Linked DNA regions of Homo sapiens: region 2 is linked to region 1. Evidence: read pairs that join two places in POLR2A ChIA-PET (ENCODE). Cell type or tissue: PC-9. All regions are shown on one strand. Each heading gives the region's core, and the rest is flanking DNA. Links, peaks and the distances in the headings are about the cores only. Region 1 overlaps ANO8 (anoctamin 8). Region 2 overlaps NWD1 (NACHT and WD repeat domain containing 1).

What was found. ChIA-PET counts read pairs that join two places held together with the same protein. Peaks named below come from ENCODE experiments on the same cell type or tissue, not always from the same donor. Only the 100,000 strongest peaks of a DNase experiment are listed, where the experiment ranks them.
Region 2: POLR2A ChIA-PET joins it to region 1 with 5 read pairs; 2 of 35 experiments call an interaction of 5 or more read pairs at or near these places.

What each region holds. Positions count from the first base shown.
Region 1 is chr19:17,322,544-17,331,724 of GRCh38, forward strand. ANO8 (anoctamin 8) reads right to left here. Exons shown (of 18, transcript NM_020959.3): 6 at 8,752-8,868; 7 at 8,545-8,672; 8 at 8,285-8,446; 9 at 7,809-7,961; 10 at 7,582-7,708; 11 at 7,416-7,471; 12 at 7,214-7,288; 13 at 5,619-6,440; 14 at 5,146-5,337; 15 at 4,895-5,026; 16 at 4,692-4,802; 17 at 2,174-2,843; 18 at 680-1,341. The coding sequence ends at 974. DDA1 (DET1 and DDB1 associated 1) reads left to right here. Exons shown (of 5, transcript NM_024050.6): 5 at 1-755. Among named protein-coding and RNA genes, the nearest start is that of ANO8, 7.7 kb to the right of the region's middle. RefSeq lists enhancers at 1,808-2,308, 3,753-4,280, 4,810-5,337, 5,338-5,866, 5,867-6,394 and 3 more and silencers at 5,619-5,788, 6,258-6,417. In PC-9, for the core only: CTCF peaks have their summits at 5,241 (motif pointing right) and 5,248 (motif pointing right); DNase peaks (open chromatin) are centred at 4,178 and 5,338; H3K4me3 peaks cover 2,634 bases; H3K27ac peaks cover 1,913 bases.
Region 2 is chr19:16,740,716-16,749,906 of GRCh38, forward strand. It overlaps NWD1 (NACHT and WD repeat domain containing 1), which reads left to right. Exons shown (of 19, transcript NM_001007525.5): 5 at 3,706-4,003; 6 at 8,424-9,191. Among named protein-coding and RNA genes, the nearest start is that of NWD1, 25 kb to the left of the region's middle. In PC-9, for the core only: no CTCF peak of the experiment used is centred there; no DNase peak of the experiment used is centred there.

The DNA of each region.
Region 1 (9,181 bases), core at 2,259-7,258:
CATGGCCATGTTGGTCTCTGAGCCTTAAGCCTTTGGATGTGGACACATTTGTCCTCTTCCTGAAAAATGTGAGGGTCTGAGAGGCCACGTTCCTGTTCCTGAGTCATACGACAGAGTCCCAGTGACTTGGGTCTGATGTCTGTCCCACAGTGGGACATCCCTGCTGCATCCCAATGCCACCCCGTGTCCTGGGGACACCCAAATGTGCCATTCTCTCAGTATCACAAGTCGGGGACTGCAGGAGGCTCAGGTGCCAGGTGCCTTCTGATGTTCATGCCACAAGCTCTTCCCACTGTCTCTGGCTCCCCAGACGATGTTCCAGGAGGCGGGTGTGCCAGAAGGGGCCACGTCTTGCAAACCACCGCGCTGTCCTCTTTGAGAAGGAGTCTTACTCAGGACTGGGGCCTGTGCACACATTGTCGCCTCTTTTCAGCACTTAGAGATTCCTTCCTTTGTCTAGTGGCTGAAGCCAGGGCTGAAGTTGGCCTCCAAATCTGGGCCGTCTCAGAGGCGGCGCAGCCTGGAGTTTTCCATCTGTGGCCAAGACCCAGTTTTTGGGAGGAGGCCCTCATGGGTCAAGCCAGCCTGTACCAGGATGGGGGGAGGGGGTTCCCAACCTAGGCCCCAGCCACCCAGACTCCCCCACCCCCACTCCCTTTTCCACTGCTCTGACCTCGGGCACTGTTGAAATATAGTTTTTATTGCATTTCTGCCGTTTTACAAAAATATGACAAAATAAATTAAAAACAAATAAATAATCGCCTGTTCTGTGTGTGTGTGTGTGTGTGTGTGTGTGTGTGTTTTCTGTTGGATTTGTGGGTTTCCTTTCGTTTGGAAAGGAAAACGGCAGATGGGGGGCACCGACCAATACTGGGGGCCCTCGGGGGCTGAAGCGCATTTTGCATTTTGGAGACCGGCCGCCCCTGTGAATGACTGATATTGCATATGAGAAGAGAAGGCAGGGCGGGTAGAGCTAATGCCAGCCGCTGGGCCAGCACACGGCCTGGGGGCTGGGGCTGGGGCTAGGGGAGGGCGCTGGGGTCTCGAGGGGATCCGAGGTGGGCGGTAGCGGTGGGGGCGGGAGGCTGTAAAAGCTGGCGTCTCCCGGCAGGGGCTGGGGGGCGGGTGGGGGCCCGGCCATGGCACAGGGTGGGCACTCGGCAGCGGCCAGGGCCTGGCGGGGGGCGGCACCCTCGCCCCCGCAGCCCCAGGGCCCGTCCCACTGCCAGCAGCCTGCGGGCGGTGTCGGGGGCCGGGGCAGCGGCATTGGCGGCGGCGGCGCGGGGCTCCGGCTGCGGCGGGTGCGGAGGGCAGGGGCGCCCACGGGGGCCAGCGCTGTCCCTGCGGAGGCGAGAGGGGCCGTTCCGGGGGGATGCCGCCCCCGCCGGACCCCGCCGGGCTGGCAACCCTGCCCGCGCTCCCTCCCGGGCATCCAGGCACATAAAGGCCTTATTGCTTCTGATCAGAGACTGAGGTGGGGCGGCCCCCTGGGCGGCTTCCGGTGCATACCCTGCCTCTGGGCACGGCCCTGCCGGTCACAGGGGGAGGACAGTTTGAGGAAGTCCCTCTGGCTTCTGACCTATGGCCCTTGTGCTGCAGCTGCCACCTGTTGGGCTCCCTGGGAATGGGGTTGCTGGAGCCCAGGCTGGGATTGGGGCAGGGGAGGTGGTGGGGGTGGGAGGGTAGGGGTGAGGCCTGCACCTCTGCTCAGCACATGTGGGAGCTCCCTGGGTGGGCAGCCCCAGCCCCACCTCGAGGAAGGCCTTCCTGAACAGCTGGGCTGCAGGGTGTGGATTTGCATAGAGGCCTGGGGGGTCAAGTCCCCCCCAAGAGTGAGCTGGAGCAGGAGAAGGGTGGGCTGGTTGGGAAACAGGCCTCCCTCATCTCTCCTGGCACCGGAGCATGGTGGGGGTCCCTGGGTGCAGTCCTGGGACAAGGGGCTTTGGCATCCCTCCCTGGGGAGGGTCAGGCACGGGGCTCCAGGCTAACAAAGGCCCTGGAGATACTAAGCAGGCTTTAACTGAGAGGCTCCACGTACCACTGACCCAGGTCCCCACCAGGACCTAAGACCGGGCTTCCCCTGTCCCCTTCAGCCCCTCTCCCCAGGCCTGGCCACCCTACCCTATCCCCAAAGCCGGCCCGGCGTCCCCACCCCCGAGTTAAAGCTTGTGACCTGAGCCTTCCTCTTCGGGCCGGGGGGCTTCCAGCTCCTCAGCCAGGGCCTCGTCCACCGGCCCACTCCTCTGAACCCGGCTGCTGCCACTGCTGGGGGTCCCATCTGGCCGGGCCTGCCCGCCCGCCCCGTTGGACCCAGGCTCAGCCCGGGTGCCACCAAAGGGGAAGAGCTTGCCAGCATGGAAGGCTTTGGGCGGTGAGTGGCTGCGCTCAGAGTCCCGCCGGGTCTCGGGTGACTTGAGGAACTTGAAGCTGAGGAAGGCAGGCAGGCGGGTGTCGCTGCCTGTGGGTGACTGGGCAGGGGGAGGCCGGGTGGTGGCTCCGGCCCCTGCAGCAGCCAGTGAGGATGTGGCCCCTGACGAGAGGAATTTGCCCTGCAGTGGGATGATCTGCTTCAACTTCATGACGTTGTTGGGTGCCAGCAGGGACCCTGGGCGCTTGGGCCGTTCAGGCCCGTGGCCACCCGCAGTGCTGCCCTTGGCCTTGGCAGAGGCCTTCTCGGAGGAGGTGGCAGGGTCCAGCCCAGAGCCCTCGGCCCTCGCCTCCTCTCGGCCACCAGAATCATGCTCCCGCCGGGCATGGTGCTCTGCATGGCGCTGTCGCTCCTCCTCCTCCCGCCGCCTGCGCTGCTGCTGCTGGTAGCGATGCTGGGCCTGGCGCTCGTGTCTCTGCAGGTAGAGCCAAGCCGTTACAGGACTAAGAAGAAAGGGTGTTAGCGGGTGCCAGCTGAGGCTGGTGCATGCCAGGGCTCTCTGCAAAAGTGGGGGAGACTTAAATGCTTATTAGGCTCCAACTGTATCCCTGCACCCACAATGGGGGCTCCCTGCAGAAGTGGGAGAGAGCCAATCACTTATTGGGTGCAAACGGCATTCCCAGATACATGATCAGCCTCTCTGTGGAAATGAGGGAGGCTTAAATGCTTATTGGGGCTGGGCGCAGTGGCTTGCGCCTGTAATCCCAGCACTTTGGGAGGCTGAGATGGGAGGATCACTTGAGGCCAGGAGTTCGAGACCAGCCTGGACAAAATGGCAAAACCCTGTCTCTACCAAAAATATAAAAATTAGCTGAGCATGGTGGCACACGCCTGTAATTCCAGCTACTCGGAAGGCTGAGGCAGGAGAATCGCTTGAACCCGGGAGACGGAGGTTGCAGTGAGCTGAGATTGTGCCATTGCACTCCAGCCTGGGGACAAAGCGAGACTGTCTCAAAAAAGAGAAAAAGAAAAAAAGCGTATTGGGCGCCAGCTTCATCTCTGGGCCCACACTGAGGTTCTCTGGGGAACTGGAGAGAGATTCCGAGGCTTATTGGGTGCAACTGAATGAATCCCTGGACCCACGCCGGTACTTTCTGGGAATTGAAAAGAAAACAAACATTCACTGGCCATCAACTCTGTCCCCGGCTGTGTGCCAGACAGCGTCTTAGGAATTGGTAAAGTGGAAACCAATCCTGAGCCTCAACCGATCCCCTGCTTCCCAGAGAACAGGCAAGAGACAGAACCGTGGCTGCAGGCTGGGTACGGTGGCTCACGCCTATAATCCCAGCACTTTGGGAGGTGGGCAGATTGCTTGAGGTTAGGAGTTGGAGACCAGCCTGGCCAACATGGTGAAACCCCATCTCTATTAAAAATAGAAAAATTAGCCAGGCGTGGTGGGACATGCCTGTAATCCCAGCTATTTGGGAGGCATGAGAATTGCTTAAACCTGGGAGGTGGAGATTGCGGTGAGCCGAGATTGTGCCACTGCACTCCATGCACTCCAGCCTGGATGACAGAGTGAGAGAGATTCTGTCTCAAAGAAAAAACAAAAACAAAAACAAAAAGGACTATGGCTGCAGCAGACTATACCCAGGTAGCCACGCGAGGCTCTGTTCAATAAAATAAAAATTCAGTTTCTCGGTCGCAGCAGCTGCACTTCAACGTGCTCACTTATCACCTGTAGCTAAAGGCTGCAGGGACAGTGCAGACAAAGGACATTGTCATCCTCGAGGAATGTTCCCTGTGCAGGCACTGGGGAGCTCCTTGGCCCATTCTGTAGCTTTCTGAGGAATGCGGAAGAAGCTGCGCTTCTAGGAAGCCTCCGCTGTGTCCCTGGCCCCCTAACAGGATGCAATCGGGCAAGCTGGTGGATGGCTGAAGGTTCTGAAGGGCCAGCCTCGTGCTGGATGCTGCCAGGATTCCAGAAGCGACTGGACCCGTTGTGAACACTAGTTATTATTGCTTATTATTACTCTTTTTAGAGACAGGGTCTTGCTCCATCACCCAGGCTGGAGTGCAGTGGCGCAATCATAGCTAGCTGCAGCCTCAAACTCCTGGGCTCAAGCGATCCTCCCACTTTGGCCTCCCAAAGCGCTGGGATCATAGGAGTGAGCCACTGCACCCAGCCAGGGAGCACTAATTATTATACCCAGCTCTGTGCAGTCTCTGCATTTGCCCTTACGCTAAGGAATTGGCCACCAAGATCAGAGATCCACCAGCAGCCCCACCAATGAGAAAACCGAGCCCAGCCTGGCCCCCCTACCTTAAAGGCCTCGCGGCGCTGGTACTCCAGCTTGGCCATTTCCTCGGCCACCCAGCCCGGGATATCGGGGATGGCCACGTGGATGAGGTACTTGAGGAGCAGAGCGAAGTGCTGCAGGGGTGGCAGAGAGGAGGCTGCAGGCTGCAGACGCTGGGGCCGCCCTCTCGCCTCCCAGCTGCCCCCGCCCCTGTCGCCGGCCCCACCTCGAGCACTACCACCGACACGATGGCTGCCTCCGGGCTCAGCCAGGGGAAGAGGCGCTGCAGCTGCCCGCACTGGCCGATTAAGTAGCAGTTGACCACAATCGCTAGGACACCCATGGCCTCCATCACCTTCTGCAGGGCGGCAGGAGGGCTCAGGCGGGGTCCAGCCGGCCTCCCCAGACCCCAGGCTCCTCCCAGCTGCACCTGGGCTCCCTCTGGGCCTCAGCTCGGATCTCTTGGCTTCCCCCCACCTGCCACTGGCCGATGCTTTCCACGCGCTGGCCGAAGGGCCGCTGCAGCCCGGTGCACAGCTTGAAGGCGTCGCTGCGGATCTCAATGAGGTTGTTGACCAGGGCGCACAGCGCCGCCAGGGGGAAGGCGGACGAGAAGAGCACAACGTAGCCGAACTGCACGAACATCTCCTGGTAGTCCTGGAACGTGTCCTGCGAGTGGGCGGGCCTCAGACCTGGAAGCCTCTTCCCTGGGACAATCTTTCTCCCATTGAGCCCGCCTCCCTCAGATTATCCCATGTGGACCCAGGGCCTGTCCCCATCCTCAGCCAGCCCAGAGGCTTCCTGTATCTGGCTAGGCCTTCCTCTCCTGCAGCATCCCAACATCAATGGCCCTGTTATCACCACTCCCACCCCCACGGCCTTCACCCTCGGACGGTGTGTCCCGTCCCCGGCGAGGCCCCGCCCCCTGCGAGGCCCCGCCCCCTCCTCACCTCGTACTTCTTCATACAGCTCTCCAGCTCTGCCTGGGTGAGCTGGGGCGAGTGTTCCTCCTCCGGCGGGTCAATCCAAGACGACCGGTTCTGCCGTCTCTGCCTACGGGTCGAATCGCTGTTGGAGCCGGGTTCCGGGTCCGGGCCCCCGTCGGGCCCCTGGTCTCGGCCCTCGCCCCCGGCCCGGCGGAACAAGATGGCCGGGGGCTCCCGTTCAGGGCTGCCGGGAGCCCCCTCCGCCTCGTCGTCCTCCTCGGCCAGGGTGAACACTCCCGGCTCCAGCCCCTTCTCCACCATAGTGGGGCTCCCTTCCTCCAGGAGGGCCTCCGGGCTTGGGCCGGGCCGACGCCGCCCCGCGCCGCGCTCAGCGAAGCTGACCTTCTTCAGCCGGAGCCCGCAGTCCAGGAGGCCCCCTTCCTCGCCCTCCTCCTCGTCCTCCTCTTCCTCCTCGTCCTCCTCCTCCTCGTCGTCCTCGTCCTCCTCCTTGCCCCCTGGAGGCCCGTCCCCCTCCTCCCCGCCTTCCCCCGCCCGCCGCCGCTCCACCAGCGCCGCCTCCTCCTCCTCCTCCGGCGCCCCGCAGCCCCCGCTGAGGCACCTGCGGCCCCCGCCCCCGCTGCCGCCGCCCCCGCCCTCATCCGCCTGGGGTTCGAGGCGGCGGGGCGCAGGGCGCCGGAGGCTCAGGAGGCCAAGCAGGGCTCGGGCCAGCTCCCAGACGGCCCGCAGGCCCAGCTCGCCGCGGCCCAGGCGCCGGTACAGGTGCGGCTGCAGGACCTCGCGCACGTTCTGGAGGAACTGGCGGGTGATCAGCAGCGTGGCCAGCATCTGGGGGCAGGAAGGGGAAGGAGAGAGGCGCGTGGGGGGCAAGCGGGGCGCCGGGATCGGGGGACTCACCCTCCCTGGGCGCCCCGCCGGAGCACCGTGCCCAGACACACGCCGAATCCGGTTCCTAACTCCGCTGCTTTGGACGCGCCTCGACGCGAGGCCCCCAGCGCTCAGCCACAAAATACAGCCTGGCACGCGCAGCGCTCCTCGCCCACCTCACGGGCAGGCCCAGCGCGTCTCCACCCCACCGCGGGCTCTGTCGGTGCACTGGGCCGCGTGCGCCCCCAGCCGCCTGCACCTGCTTGCTGGCCGCCCCCGACCCCAGATTCCCTCCGCGCATGCGCCCTCAGCTCGGCGCGCCAGGCCCCCAGCACAGCCACGCTGCCCACCCCGGCGAGGACCCACGGGCTCGCCACCTGCCCGTACTTTGGCCCGGGCCGCGAGCAGGAGGCCCCGGAGGGAGAGGAGGAGCAGGCGGAACCGCAGGGCCGCGAGCGGGACCAGCACCGCCTGCAGCTGCCGCTCGAGGCTCTGGGACAGGGACAGGACGAGCAGGAGCTGTGAAGGGACCGACGGACAGATGGACGGACAGATGGGGGGACGACAGGCAGAGAGAGGACGCACAGACGACGGACAACGGACGGACAGACAGGAGAGAAGGATGGAGGAGGGGAGGGAGGGGCTGGAGAGCCCTTGGACCCCTTGTGCCGGGTCTGGCCCCTCGCTGGCCGCCATGGGGGCAGGGGGGACTGCCGCTGGGGCGGGGGTCTCACCTCTTTCAAGCGCTCCATGTCCTTGAGGTAGAAACCGATGTAGAAGAGGCTCAGGTACGAGTTGACAAACTGGAACTGCAGGAAGGAGGCAGGCGGTGGTCATCCTGCACCCCCACCCGACTCCTTGGAGCCTTCCTTGTGCCCCATACAGACGGCACAGCTTCCCCGTTGTCCCCCTGCCTGTCCGATGGTGGTGACTCACCAGGACAACTTTGATGATGAGGTGCTTCTCATAGGCGCTCTCCAGCCGGTAATTTTCTAGGGGCCAAGGGGGGGAGTGAGGGGGCAGCCGCGGTCCCCCCAAGGGTGGCAGGGATCCCAAGGGGCAGTGGAGACCTTCCTCCCAGAGACCCCCTGGCAGGTCGTACCCATGTCATTGAGCCAGATGGCTAGCTTCTTGTAGCCCTCGGCACTCACACTGACAAGCAGGGCCAGCATGACCTTAGGCAGGAATCGGGCGAGACGGGGCAACCCCTTCACGCTCAGCACCAGCTCCTGCGGGAGAAGGGGGTTCAGGGCTCATCCCAGCTGCAGGGCTCAGCCCAAGGTGGAGCTAGGTACCAAGGACAGGGCGGGTGAGGGTATGGGGGGTCACCTGCAGCTGGAAGCAGCCAAGCATGAGCAAGAAGACACAGACGAGGCACGCCAGGCACAGGGGGAGGCTCACAAGCAGCTGGAAGAGCAGCCGCTTCCAGGGCGGGTAGTAGAACTCCTCGGCCCGCGTGATGGGGCTGATACGTCGCACGCCCTGATGGTGGGCAAAGACCGGGCCCAGCATGAGCTCAGAGGGGCCACCTCTGCCTTCTGCACCCCTCCCTATCCTCAGAACTCAATTTCCCTCCATCATGCGGAGGTGACCCTCTCAGGTCACCCACCTAGGGCACTGTTCCCAGTCCCTCAAATCCAACTTCCACCTCTCCCCCTGGGGAGCACACAGAGCCCGCCTCGGTTTGGCATACCCTCTTTGATGAAACAATCCTGTTTCACACCTCTCTGCCTTTGCTCCTGCAGTGCCCCCCACCATTTACCTTTGTCCTGTCTCCATGACCCTGGACTCAGCCCCCAACTGACCCTGAACTGGGGGCGTGGCTCCTCCACGGCTTCCCCAGGTGAGTCCAGCGTCCCCCACTTATATGCCAGCTCAGCCCCTCTCCGCTTCCATTCCTCTAGGAACAGCGTCGACCAGATCACGTTGAAGAGGGCAAAGACCACGCAGGAAACATCCCGGCTTGTCTGTGAGTGGCAGAGAAGAGTTGAGTCATTGTTTGTGCCAGTCCAGAAAGGAGGGCGCCTCTGGATCCCCCAGACCTTGCAGGGTCCCTGCCCAGTACCTGATCAGCCTCTGTGAATGTGTACAGGACAGACCCGAAGACAGCTGGGTATACCATAGCCGACGTGTAGAAGCCCAGCCAGGCGAAGTACATGGCAATTTTCACACCAAAGTAATCACAGATGTCATCTGCCAGGGGACAAGTGGGTCTCAGTCACCCCCTGCCTGTCTGCTGGGACTCCCTCCCACCCCCCAGCCCAGGCAGCACCTAGAGGCTGGTTTTCACACACGGCCTGCACCCATGACTTCATGAGGCGGTTCAGAATACGCTGCTCGTGGACAGGGAACACCTGCTGGATGATCCCACGTGCTGCCAGCTCCGGGACTGTGGAGGGAGGAGCACAGGTGATCCCCGCCCCTCCACCTGTGCCTAGCCTGGCTAGCCCCTCTTTGTCTGAAACCCAAGTCACAGCTTTTTGCCTGCTCTTAAACCTCTAGAGCTCTTTCCAGGGGAGAAGTTCTAGACGGATAGAAGATCTGATTCTCCTTCAGAAATTGTAGGTGCAGGGGCAGGCGGGGAGAATGTAAAGGAACTGGGAGAGTGGGGTTCTGGTGAGGAACCATGTTTTTTTTTTTTTTTGAGACAGTCTCACTCTGTCGCCCAGGCTGGAGTGCAGTGGCGTGATCTCCGCTCACCG
Region 2 (9,191 bases), core at 1,986-6,985, 580 kb before region 1:
CCCACCCTATTCTCCCAAAGTGCTGGGATTACAGGTGTGAGCCACCGCACTGGCCCAGGTTAACTCTTTTGGATTCCGGTTTGCACCTACTCCAAGTGTGGTTCTGGCATTAAGACCAAAATTTTATGGCCTCCCATGCCCTACAGAATCTTGTGCAGGGGGGCCGGGTGCAGTGGCTTACGCCTGTAATCCAAGCACTTTGAGAGGCCGAGGCAGGCGGATCACTTGAGGTCAGGAATTCAAGACCAGCCTGGCCAACATGGCGAAACCCTGTCTCTACTAAAAATACAAAAAATTAGCCAGCTGTGGTCGTGGGTGCCTATAATCCCAGCTACTTGGGAGGCTGAGGCAGGAGAATCACTTGAATCTGGGAGGCAGAGGTTGCAGTGAGCCAAGATTGCACTATTACACTCCAGCCTGGGTAACAAGAGTGAAACTCTGACTCAAGAAAAGAAAAGGGGGAGGGGACAGCCTTATCCCCCTTCGCTGTCCCTCTTCTTGCCAGTGCCTTAGTCGCTGTGCCCTTCCTACAGCAGCCATGCTTCTTCCTGCCACAGGGCCTTTGCACATGCTGCTCCCCCTGCCTGCAAGATACTCTGCCTAATAAACTCCTTTTCATGTTTTTGGTTTTTTTGTTTTGTTTTGTTTTTGTGTTTTTTTTTTTTTTTTTGAGACAGTCTTACTCTGTCGCCCAGGCTGGAGTGCAGTGGCACCATGTCGGTTCACTGAAACCTCCCTCTCCTGGGTTCAAGCAATTCTCCTTCCTCAGCCTCCCAAGTAGCTGGGATTACAGGCACCTACCACCATGCCCGGCTAATTATTTTTATATTTTTAATAGATATGGGGTTTCGCTATGTTGGCCAGGCTGGTCTCGAACTCCTGACCTCAGGTGATCCACCTGCCTCGGCCTCCCAAAGTGCTGGGATTACAGGCATGAGCTACCATGCCTGGCTCTTTTCATGTCTTATTCTGCAGCTCAGGTGAATTTCCCTGACTCCCCAGGCTACGTACGACCCATGTTTTACCCTTTCTTCCTAGCACTCTAACAGCTGCCATTTGACCTTGGTCTGATTCTAGATTGATGCCTGCCTCTTTGGCTAAGACTCCAAGGTTGGCTGGGCCCGGTGGCTCCTGCCTGTAATCCCAGAACGTTGGGAGGCTGAGGTGGGCAGATTATTTGAGGTCAGGAGTTTGAGACCAGTCTGGCCAACATGGTGAAACCCAGTCTCTACTAAAAATACAAAAATTAGCCGGGTGTGGTGGTGGGCGCCTGTAGTCCCAGCTACTGGGGAGGTAGAGGTTGCAGTGAGCTGAGATTGTACCACTGCACGCCAGCCTGGGTGACAGAGTGAAACTGTGTCTCAAAAAAAGTAAATAGGCCAGGCGCAGTGGCTCATGCCTGTAATCCCAACACTTTGGGAGGCTGAAGCAGGCGGATCACCTGAGATCAAGAATTCGAGACCAGCCTGGCCAACATGGCGAAACCCTGTCTCTACTAAAAATATAAAAATTAGCCAGGCGTGGTGGCTCACGCCTGTAATCCCAGCTACTCAGGAGGCTGAGGCCGGAGAATCACTTGAACTCAGGAGGCAGAGGTTGCAGTGATCTGAGATTGTGCCACTGCACTCCAGCCTGGGCGACAGAGGGAGATTCCATCTCAAAAAAATAAAATAAATAATAAATAAATAAATATCTGTGGGCTGACTGTACTCAGAATGTGGCGCTTTCATACTGAGCTCTGATCTCTCCCTTTCTCCGTGGTCAGCCCTTAAGCCATCCTGTGACCTTGGACTAACTCTGTTCCATCCCCAGGCCCCTGTTTCCATGATAATAAAAGGGGAGAGCTGGACTTAGGGTCCTCTTAGCCCTGCTTCACCTCTGATTCTCCCTGGAAGGACCAGAACTAGAATGGAGAACCACCACAAGATTTAATTTAAATCTTAATTATCGAGATAAATTGTATATATATTTTGAGACGGAGTTTCGCTCTTGTTGCCCAGGCTGGAGTGCAATGGCGCAATCTCGGCTCACCACAACCTCCGCCTCCAGGGTTCAAGCGATTCTCTTGCCTCAGGCTCCCGAGCAGCTGGGACTACAGGCATGTGCCACCATGCCTGGCTATTTTTAAAAAAATTTTTTGTAGAGACAGGGTCTCACTATGTTGCCTATTATTATTATTATTATTATTATTATTATTATTATTATTATTTTATTTGAGACAGAGTCTTGCTCTGTCGCCCAGGCTGGAGTGTAGTGGTGCCATCTTGGCTCACTGCAACCTTCGCCTCCCGGCTTCAAGCAAGTCTCCTGCCTCAGCCTCCCTAGTAGCTGGGATTACACCTGCACGCCACCATGCCTGGCTAATTTTTGTATTTTTAGTAGGGGTTTCACCATGTTGGCCAGACTGGTCTCGAACTCCTCTTGACCTCAAATGATCTGCCCACCTCAGCCTTCCAAAGTGTTGAGATTACAGGCGTGAGCCACCTTGCCTGGCCCCATTATTTGTTTCTTTAGAGACAGGGTCTCACTCTGTCCCCCAGGCTGGAGTGCAGTGGTGCGATCACAGCTCACTGCAGCCTCGAACTCCTGAGCTCAAGCGGTCCTCCAGCCTCAGCCTCCTGAGTACCTGAGACTACAGATGCACACCCCCACACCCTGATAATTTTTAATTTTTATAGATATGGGGTCTCACTATGTTGCCCAGCTAGTCTCTAACTCCTGGGCTCAAGAGATCCTCCTGCCTTGGCCTCCCAAAGTGTTGGGATTACAGGCGTGAGCCACCATGCCTAGCCTAGGGGACAATTCTTTATTGACCCTCGTGACTTCTGGTGGCTCCAGGCTATAAGGGCGGTCAACTTCACCTCCATCTTCTCAGAGTGCTGGTTGGATTGAAGAATTGAATTGACATAAAATTGATTAACAGGAAAAGAAACCATACATATTTATTTATTTATTTATTAGTTTGTTTATTTATTTATTTATTTTGAGACAGAGTCTTACTCTGTTGCCCAGGCTGGACTGCGGTGGCACCATGTCGGTTCACTGAAACCTCCCTCTCCCGGGTTCAAGCAATTCTCCTGCCTCAGCCTCCCAAGTAGCTGGGATTACAGGCACCTACCACTACGCCCAGCTAATTTTTATATTTTTAGTAGATATGGGATTTCACTATGTTGGCCAGGCCAGTCTTGAACTCCTGACCTCAGGTAATCCACCCGCCTTGGCCTCCCAAAGTGCTGGGATTACAGGTGTGAGCCACCGCGCCTGGCCGATATACATTTATTAATACAAGTGTTTTACATGGCATAAGAACCCTCATAAGGAAATAAGGACCCACAAAAGCAGCTAGAGTCATTTACTTATATATTGAATTGGAGAAAGAATAGTAAATTGTGGCTGGGGACAGTGGCTCACGACAGTAATCCCAGCACTTTGTGAGGCTGAGATGAGAGGATCCCTTGAGTACAGGAGTTCAATACCAGCCCGGGTAATGTAGTGAGACCCTATCTGTACCGAAAATAAAAACTTAAAAATTAGCTGGGTATGGTGGCATGTGATTGTGGTCCAAGTGGGAGGATCACTTAAACCCAGGAGGTTGAGGCTGCAGTGAGCCATGGTTGTACCACCGCACTCCAGCCTGGGCGACAGAGCAAGACCTTGTCTGAAGAAAAAAAGTGAGATTTGAATCTGTGACTTCCTCTCTGCCAGGCCCTCATCGGTGATCAGTACGGCCCCTGTCTGATTCCCTCGCGGATCGATGAGAAGGAGTGGGAGGTATTGAGGGACCATCTGACTGCCAGGCCAAGTGACCTGGAGCTGGTGGCACGATACTTCCAGAGGGACGAGAATGCGTTTCCTCCCACCTACGTCCTGCAGGCACCAGGTACTGGGGAGGCCTGTGAACCAGAGGAGGCCACCTTAACTTCTGTCCTACGCTCTGGAGCCCAGGAGGCCCGGAGGCTGGGGCTCATCACCCAGGAGCAGTGGCAGCACTACCACCGGTCAGGTGAGGCCGCAGGGACTCCCCTCTGGAGACCCACAAGAAACTGACCACGTGTTCAGAATATCCATCCCCTGTTGGCAAAAATGCAACAGTCTGCATTTCTTGCAAATGCCAAACCAGTCAACCTCTGGTCCCTCGGCTCTGAGAAAGGCTGTTTTACTGATCCAAGATAGTTCAGCCATGTTCCTGATCAATCTTGGTCTCAGGATCTTCCTCTCCTCGCTGGCTCTTTCTTCTTGTCTCCCAGGGAGGTTCCTGGCACAGGGGCCGTATTAGTCTGTTCTCATGCCACTAATAAAGGCATACTTGAGGCTGGGTAATTTACAAAGGAAAGAGGTTTAATGGACTCACAATTCCACATGGCTGGGGAGGCCTCACAATCATGGCTGAAGGCAAAGGAGAAGCAAAGAGGCACATCTTACATGGTGGCAGGTAAGACAGAGTGAGAGCCAAGCGAAAGGGGAAATTCCTTATAAAACCATCAGATCTTGTGAGACTTATTCACTACCACGAGAACAGTATGGGGGAAACTATCCCCCATGATTCAATTATCTCCCACCAGGTCCCTCCCACAGCACGTGTGAATTATGGGAGCTACAATTCAAGATGAGATTTGGGTGAAGACACAGCCAAACCATATCAGGGGGAGCAATGCAGGGCGACTACCATCCCAGTTTGCCTGGGACGGAGGGGTTCCTAGGATGCAGGATTTGTATTACTAAAATCTGACAGGCTGAGCCCAGTAGTGCCTACCTGTAATCCCAGAATTTTGGAAGGCCGAGGCAGGAGAATCACTTGAGTTCAGGAGTTCGAGACCAGCCTGGGCAATATAGTGACACCTCATCTCTACAAAAAAAAAAAAAAACTTTTAAAAATTTGCCAAATGTGGTAGTGCATGCCTGTAGTCCCAGCCACTCAGGAGGCTGAGGCAGGAGGATTGCTTGAGCCCAGGAGGCAGAGGCTGTGGTAAGCCAAGATCATGCCACTGCACTCCAGCCGGGGTTACAGAGAGAGACCTGTCTCAAAAAACAAAAACAAAAACAAAAACAAAATTAGCTAGGTATAGTGGTGCATGCCTGTAGCCCCAGCTACTCAGGAGGCTGAGATGAGAGGATCGCTGGAGCCCGGGAGTTGGAGGCTGCATTGAGCTATGATCTTGCCACTGCACTCCAGCATGGGTGACAGAGTGAGACCCTGTCTCTAAATAAATAAATTAATTAATTAAATAAAATACAGTCTACCCTTGAACAACATAGTGTTTAGGGACTCTAACTCCTTGCACAGTCGAAAATCTGTGTATAACTTTTGACTCCCCCAAAACGTAACTACTAATAGCCCACCAATCACATAAATTGTTGACCAGGTGTGGTGGCTCATGCCTGTAATCCCAGCACTTTGGGAGTCTGAGGTGGGTGGATTACTTGAGCCCCGAGTTGGAGACCAGTCTGGGCAACATGGCAAAACCTCACCTTTATTTAAAAAAAAAAAATTAAAATTAGTTGGGTGTGGTGGTGCACACCTGTAGTCTCAGCTACTCAGGAGAGTGACGTGGGAGGATTGCGTCAGCCTAGGAGGCGGAGATTGCAGTGAACCAAGATTGTACCACTGTACTTCAGTCTGGGTGACAGAGTGAGACCCCGTATCAAACAAACAAACAAAGAAACAACATAAACAGTTGGCCGGGTGCGGTGGCTCATGCCTGTAATCCCAGCACTTTGGAAGGCTGAGGCAGACGGATCACGAGGTCAGGAGTTCAAGACCAGCCTGGCCAAAATAGTGAAACTCTGTCTCTACTAAAATTACAAAAATTAGCTGGGCATGGTGGTGCACACCTGTAGTCCCAGCTACTCGGGAGGCTGAGGCAGGAGAATCACTTGAACCCGGGAGGCAGCGGTTGTAGTGAGCTGAGATCGCACCACTGCACTCCAGCCTGGCAGCAGAGCAAGACTCTGTCTAAAAACAAAAAACAAAAAACAACAAAAAAAAACAGTCGATGAACACATATTTTGCATGTTCTATCTATCATATCCTGTTTTCTTACAATCAAGTAAGCTAGAGAAAAGAAAATGTTATTACAAAAATCACAAGGAAGAGAAAATATGTTTGCTGTTGATTAAACATAAGTGGATCATCAGTCACAAAGGTCTTCATCCTCATCATCTTCACCTTGAGTAGGAAGAGGAGGGGTTGGTCTTGCTGTCTCAGGGGTGGCAGAGGCAGAAGAAACTTGACCTGTGTAGTTCAAGCCCATGTTCTTCAATGGCCAACACTGTGTCATGTAACTTCCACCTCTGTCTAGTTCCAAGATATTTTCTTTTTCTTTCTTTTTTTTTTTTTTTGAGATGGAGTCTTGCTCTATTGTCCAGGCTGGAGTGTAGTGGTGCGATCTCAGCTCACTCCAACCTCTGCTTCCCAGGTTCAAGCAATTCTCCTGCCTCAGCCTCCTAAGTTGCTGGGATTACAGGCATGCGCCACCTCGCCTGGCTAATTTTTGTATTTTTAGTAGAGACGGGGTTTCCCCATGTTGCTCAGGCTGGTCTCGAACTCCTGACCTCTTGATCGGCCCGCCTTGGCCTCCCAAAGTGCTGGGATTACAGGTATGAGCACCCGCGCCTGGCTGACATTTTCTTTTTATTTATTTATTTATTTATTTATTTATTTATTTATTTAATTTTTTTTGAGACAAGGTCTTACTCTGTTGCCCAGGCTGGAGTGCAGTGGCACGATCACGGCTCAGTGTGGCCTCCAGCTCCTGGGGTCAAGCAATCCTCCCACCTCAGCCTTCCCAGTAGCTGGGACCGCAGTCACACGCCATCACAGGTGGCTAACTTATTTTTTGTAGAGACGGGGTTTTGCCGTTTTGCACAGGCTGGTCTCGAACTCCTGAGCTCAAGTGATCGTCCAGCCTCTGCCTCCCAAAGTGCTGAGATTACAGGCATGAACTACACCTGGCCCTCCAAGACATTTTCATCACCTCAAAAGAAGCTCTACCCATTAAACACTCCCCATCTCCCCTCTCCCAGCGCAGGCAACCATCAATCTGCTTTCTGTCTCTATTAATTTGCCTGTTCTGGACATTTCATGTCAATGGAATCTCACACTACATGGCCTTTTGTGTCTGGCTTCTCTCACTTGGCATCATATTTTTGAGGTTCATCCACATTTTAACACCTGTGAGTACTTCATCCATTTCAATGGCCGAATAGTATCCCATTGTGTGGAAGGACCATATTTTGTTTATCCATTCATCTGTTGATGGATGTTTGTTTTGATTTGTTTTGTTTTTGAGATGGAGTCTCGCTCTGTTGCACAGGCTGAAGTGCAGTGACATGATCTTGGCTCACTGCAACCTTTGCCTCCCGGGTTCAAGTGATTCTCCTGTCTTAGCCTCTTGAGTAGTTGGGATTACAGGCGTGCGGCATCACGCTGGGCTAATTTTTGTATTTTTAGTAGTGACAAGGTTTCACCATGTTGGCCAGGCTGGTCTCAAACTCCTGACTTCAGGTGATCTGCCCACCTTGGCCTCCCAAAGTGCTGGGATTACAGGCATGAGACCCCATGTCCAGCCCGTTGATGGATGTTTGGATTGTTTCTGTCTTTTGGCTATTGTGAATGGTGCTGTTACAAGCTAGGGTGTATTAATATTTGTTGGAGTCTCTGTTTTCAGGTATTTTCAGCAGATACCTGGGAGTGGAATTGCTGGGCGTGATAGTAACTCCATGTTTCACTTTTTGAGGATGACAGCATTGTTTTACAGTGTGACTGCTCCTCACATGGGACCTCTGTGTTGCCTACCCTGAGGGGTCTTTGATTAATAATGGCTAAATCAGGCCGGGCGCAGTGGCTCACGCCTGTAATCCCAGCACTTTGGGAGGCCGAGGTTGAATTGCTTGAGCTCAGTAGTTGGAGACCAGCTTGGGCAACATAGTAAGACCCCATCTCTACAAAAAATACAAAAATTAGCCAGGCGTGCTAGTGCATGCCTGTAATCCCAGCTACTCGGGAGGCTGAGGTGGAAGGATCGCTTGAGCCTAGGAGGCGGAGGTTGCAGTGAGCTAAGATCGCGCCACTCCACTCCAGCCTGGGTGACAGAGTGAGACCCTGTCTCAATAATAATAATAATAAGAAGAAGAATAAGAGTAATGGCTTAACTAGTGTAACTCTGGGTGCAGTCCCTGGACCAGCAAGCCTTGGCTTGTTGCAAATGCAAACTCCGGGGCCCCACTCAGATCTGCTGAATCACTTCTGGAGGTGGGGTCCAGCCATGTGGGTCTTTTCGAGACCCCCAGGTCAGACTCTGGTGCACGTTAATCTTGAGAACCAATGCACATCCCCCAACAACAGGTCTCCCAGCAACCCCATTTAGGTCAGCTGCTGACCCAATAATGACCACACTTCCTTCCCACCTTCCCCACTTTGGCAGTCATTGAGTGGGAGATAGAGCGGAGCCTGCTGAGCTCAGAGGACCGGGAACAGGGAGCCACCGTCTTCCTTAGAGAGATCCAAGACCTCCACAAACACATCCTTGAAGACTGCGCCCTTAGGATGGTGGACCGGCTCGCGGATGGCTGCCTGGACGCTGATGCCCAGAACCTTCTCAGCAGCCTCAAAAGTCACATCACTGACATGCACCCAGGGGTCCTCAAGACCCACCGCCTGCCGTGGAGCCGCGACTTGGTGAACCCCAAGAACAAGACTCACGCCTGCTACCTGAAGGAGCTGGGTGAGCAGTTTGTGGTGAGGGCCAATCACCAGGTCCTCACACGCCTCCGTGAGCTGGATACGGCCGGACAGGAGTTGGCGTGGCTCTACCAAGAGATCCGCCACCACCTTTGGCAGAGCTCGGAGGTCATTCAGACCTTCTGCGGACGCCAGGAACTCCTGGCCCGGCTTGGGCAGCAGCTCAGGCACGATGACAGCAAGCAGCACACCCCCCTGGTACTCTTTGGGCCCCCAGGCATTGGAAAGACAGCCCTGATGTGCAAGCTGGCTGAGCAGATGCCAAGGCTGCTGGGGCACAAGACAGTGACCGTCCTGCGGCTGCTGGGGACGTCACAAATGAGCTCAGATGCCCGTGGCCTGCTGAAGAGCATCTGCTTCCAGGTGTGCCTGGCCTATGGGCTGCCCTTGCCCCCTGCCCAGGTTCTGGACGCCCACACCAGGGTGGTCCAGTTTTTCCATACCCTCCTCC